2 separate regions of the Homo sapiens genome follow, and region 2 is linked to region 1. The links are chromatin loops, found by intact Hi-C in ENCODE. Cell type or tissue: Caco-2. All regions are shown on one strand.

Region 1 (2,500 bases):
CATCAGGCATCTTCTCTGACCACAATGTAACAAAACAAGAGATTTGGAAGCTATAAAAATACACAGCAATTAAACAATATGCTTCTGAATGACCAGTGGGTCAATGAAGAAATTAAGAGGGAAATTGAAAAATTTGTTGAAACAAATGATAATGGAAACAGAACATACCAAAACCTATGGAATACAGCAAAAGCAGTACTAAGAGGGAATTTTATAATTATAGGTATCTACATTTAAAAAGAAGAAAAACTAATCTAATAATCATAAATAACCTAATGGTACGTGTTAAAGAACTACAAAAGCAAGAGCAAACCAAACTCAAAATTAGCAGAAGAAAAGAAATAATAAATATCAGAGCAGGTGGGGTGTGGTGGCTGACGTCTATAATCCCAGCACTTTGGGAGGCTGAGGCAGGCTCATCACTTGAGGTCAGGAGTTCAAGACCAGCCTGGCCAACACTGTGAAACCCCATCTCTACTAAAATACAAAAATTAGCTGGGCATGGTGGCACGTGCCTGCAGTCCCAGCTACTCCGGAGGCAGAGTTGAGAGAATCGCTTGAAACCAGGAGGTTGCAGTGAGCCTAGATCATGCCATTGCACTCCAGCCTGGGTGACAGAGTGAGACTTGGTCTCAAAAAAAAAAAAAAAAAAAAGGATACATGAAGGCCTAAGTGGATTTTGAGTTTATCTAATTTATTGTTCTCTAATAGGCCTAGAATATAAAATAAAGAAATAGGATAATACTTTTTTTTGTATTGCTTCTGAAGTGATACAAATGAAATTATATCTTCCTCAGACCTTCTACAAGCTATAAAAATTCATAGACTATTTGAAAATAAGCCTTGCTACTAGTCTTATCAAAAACTTCAAAATGTTTCCACTTCTTTGAAGTGCAATTGGTGGCATGAAAAGAACCCAGAACTAGAAGATGAAGGGCACAGGTGGGTTTTAGCCCTGGCTTCTTTTTTTTTTTTTCTTTTTTGAGACGGAGTTTCACTTTTGTTGCCTAGGCTGGAGTGCACGATCTTGGCTCACTGCAACCTCCACCTCCTGGGTTCAAGTGATTCTCCTGCCTCAGCCTCCTGAGTAGCTGGGATTACAGGTTCCCACCACCACACCCAGCTAATTTTTGTATTTTTGGTAGAGACGGGGTTTCACCATGTTGGCCAGGCTGGTCTCGAACTCCTGACATCAGATGATCCGCCTGTCTTGGCCTCCCAAGGTTCTGGGATTACAGGCGTGAGCCACTGCAGCCGGCCTAGCCTAGCCCTGGCTTCTTTTCTTACAAGTTGTGTGTCCTTGGGCATTTATTTAACTTTTCTGATCTGCAGTTTTCTTTATCTGTAAAGTCAACAGTTGTAAAGATTAAATGAGATAACTTTTGAACAGTGCTTTTCAAACTAGAAAACACCGCAAATATTTGATTATAAGGTAGGTTTGTCCAAGTCCCAACAGCTGTGGGAGGACTGAAAATAAAAGATAAAATTTTTAAACTTACAATTGTATGTGCTAAAGGAAGATGGCCAGGATGGTGAAGTGTGCAGTGACCTTGTGGTTAGAAATGTGGTTGGAGGAACTAAGACTGTTACTCTGAAGCCTGAACACTGGGGTTGCAGAGAGGAGAATCAATATTTACAGCCTGGCCTGGTGGGAATCCTACTGTATGACTTGGCCTTTAGCAGTGTCAGATTTTTAAAAATATTCCTGTTTTATTTAGAAATGAGTTATCACCTCGCCTTGCTCATTTTCCTCTCATCTTTACATTCCCTTAATCCAAAAACCAGGAAGGATGCAGGCTTAGGTCTTCAGATGTCTCAGGCTGATCTCTCTGTGCTTATAGAATCTTTTTAAGGCCACAGGAGAGGTAGGTGACATCTGGATGTAGTCTCAAAACAAAGCTCAACATGCATATCTTGGTGGAAATCTGAAGGAAATGGAACAGGAGGAAAATGAAGACACAACTTTGAGGCACATATGGATTGGAAGTTGTCTAATGGAAGGTCTGGATACCTTTCAGAATTCTCAGAGGATATACTTTTTAAGGTATAAGTGACTCATGACAGGAGGAGTGGAGAGCTGGTGACCAATTTGAAAATTGCTCAGGAATGCGGATTGATGTTTGGAACATCAATTTCCATAGTTTATATACTTTCTACTATTCAATCAAATTAAGATTGATGTTTGGAACTCCAATTTCCACAGTTTCTATTGCTTCTCTTTTCTCATAATAGTCTTTCTACCTCTTTTTATTTAACCAAATAAGACACAGTGAGTTTAATGAATTTTGGGTTTTTTTTCCCCCAGTTGGGAAGATCTGTCAATATTTCATAGGCAAGCAAAAAGAGGCACTAAAAGGGACCTATTAAAATATTTTAGTCACTTCTGAAGATCCAAAGACAGGTTCTTTTTTTGCAAAGCTTTATTCTCTTTTTATGAATTCCTCTTTTTGCTGATTTGTCTTTTATTTCTTTCCTTTTTTTTTTTTCTTTTGAGACAGAG
Region 2 (2,500 bases), 71 kb after region 1:
CAGCTTGGGCAACATGGCCAGACCCCATGTCTACAAAAAATACAAAAATTAGCCAAGTGTAGTGGCACATGCCTTTGGTCCCAACTACCCAAGAGGCTGAGGTTAGAGGATTGTTTGAGCCCGGGGGTTGAGGCTGCAGTAAACTGTGACTGCGCCACTGCACTCCAGCCTGGGTGACAGAGCGATACCTTGTCTCAAAAAGAAAAAAAAAAAAGACAAAGGAACACTAAAGCCCACCCCATTTAGATGAGAGGAGAAAAAGAATGTTTTCCTTTGAGTTCTTTGGTTAGCAACTCTGTCCCCATTATGTGCACATAAGTTATTTCAAATGGCAAAGAGCACAATGATGTTTGAGATATCATTGCTGAGAGCCAGGAGGGTCCCTGTTCTTTCCTTATCTGAGTATGACAGTAGCTTGAGTAAATCAGTGACCTCTGCTACTCAGTTTCTTTTTTTTTTTTTTTTTTTTTTGGAGACAGAGTCTTGCTCCATCACCAGGCTGGAGTACAGTGGTGCCATCTGGGCTCACTGCAACCTCTGCCTCCCAGGCTCAAGAGATTCTCATGCCTCAGCCTCTTGAGTAGCTGGGATTACAGGTGTACACCGCCATGTCAGGCTAATTTTTTTTTTAAATTTTAGTAGAGACAGGGTTTCACCATGTTGGCCAGGCTGATCTTGAACTCCTGGCTTCAAGTGATCTGCCCACCTCAGCCTCCCAAAGTGCTGGGACCACAGGTATGAGCCAGTATGCCCGACCTTCTACTCAGTTTCTGTGTGCAAATGGTGATAGAATGCTGCCCTTTCTTTCCGTGGCTGTGAAGAGCATCAAATAAGCTCATATATTCAGATATGCTTTGGAAGGAGTAAAATGGCATTGGAAATACCGGGCCATGTAAAATGGAATAGCAAAACTAAACTGAAAGGAAATGACCTGTATACTTCTATTGGTCCATCTGGATTTTGGAAGTATCAGGGTAATTGAAATATTTATTTTTCATTCAACCTTCAGGTAAAATGTAGACCCAGCTGGTGTTTATCCTCTAAGTGGTGTGTGTAATTGCACGTGTGACACAAGGATGAGCTATTTGTCACACAGCTTTAGAATGAAACTTGAAAAGGTCACAGAGAGGGCTGTGAATTTTAAGCTGTGCTCCAAGATGGAGTGCTAAGCAGCACCTATCAGAAAAGCTCTTCCTTTGTCCTCCAGGTGGGGTGAAGAGGGAACTCTTGAATCTCCAATGCCACTTTCTCAGGTTCTATTGGTGGCTTCAGTGAAAGCAAACAGGACTCAGACAGGCAGATAAGATAACCACTATCTGAAGTGTGAGCCTGCAGTTTTAAATTGCCTTTTATTTGGAAATACCTTCAATCTCATTTGGATGCTAAGGGAAAAACTTAAATCTATCACACACAGCCCTAGACAACTTGTTTATTAAATGTGCAGAATAAAGATTTGATGCGAACTTCTATGGCAATAAACTAGGTTCATGGGTGGGTATTAGGTTAAACCAAATGAATCGCTGACATTCAAGGGATTTTTGGCTGCAACAGTTACACAGGCCAGAACTGCCTAATCTAATCCAGGTTCTGTCACTGGCAAATGCGAATCACCTACAGGAATCTTTGACAGAATTTATATTAGTCATTCCTTACTTTTTGTGTGTGTGATAGTCTGGTGTGTCTCTAATTATCTCAAAATGTATTGAAGTATATCTTAAATCAAGTTTACTTTCATGTATCTTTACAAATAAAAATATGTCATTGCACTCTTATTTAGTACAATACGTGTTAGAGAATGAACACAAAGCTTGGAAATCATCACGATCATGCCTGAATTTGACCAGAATAGAGACAGGCATTAAATCCGAATTATCAATATTTGTGTGTGTGTGTGCGTGTGTGTGTGTGTGTGTGTGGTGCTACTGGTGTCTGTAGCAACATAACTCAACCACAAATACATGAATCTTGTAGTTGGATAAATCATTTTTGTTCAGCCAACCTTTATTTTCTCAAGTGAACAAAATGCAGCTTCCCTCAATAATATCAGGTTTTTCACAGGGCTGCCATATGATATTATTTGATAATAAATATTTTCTATAATGCATGCTTGTTTTAGAATGTTATTTTTATGGAAGAGCTTCAGAAAGTTAAATCTTTTAATTCCACAACGAAGGCTAGTCTGTCAAAATACTGTTTTTTGTGATAATAAATGCAAAACCTACTATGCCATTTCTTACCAGCAGCCAAGATTTTTTTTTTTTTTTAATGTTTGAGAATTTCAGCAGTTGATGCAAAGTGGACATTATGAGCCACGGATCTATGTTACAGGAGCCAATTTTAGACATTTTAATTTGAGTGGAATTTAAGTTCAGCTCCTCCCTTATCTCTTTGAAGTTGCTGGGGCCCTGTTGCATTTTAAATCTACTCAAAAGTGCCCATAGGAGCAAGACTCACCAGTCGCAGCCACTGATGGAGTTCATGGCCACCCCTCTCCCTGCTC

The links. Peaks named below come from ENCODE experiments on the same cell type or tissue, not always from the same donor. Only the 100,000 strongest peaks of a DNase experiment are listed, where the experiment ranks them.
Region 2: it touches region 1 in a loop (13-fold over the local background); 1 of 110 quality-filtered maps calls a loop at or near these places.

Annotation. Positions count from the first base shown.
Region 1 is chr4:54,143,489-54,145,988 of GRCh38, forward strand. No RefSeq gene overlaps it. Among named protein-coding and RNA genes, the nearest start is that of GSX2, 45 kb to the left of the region's middle. In Caco-2, no CTCF peak of the experiment used is centred here; DNase peaks (open chromatin) are centred at 1,253 and 1,547.
Region 2 is chr4:54,214,321-54,216,820 of GRCh38, forward strand. No RefSeq gene overlaps it. Among named protein-coding and RNA genes, the nearest start is that of PDGFRA, 14 kb to the right of the region's middle. In Caco-2, a CTCF peak has its summit at 1,228; a DNase peak (open chromatin) is centred at 1,211.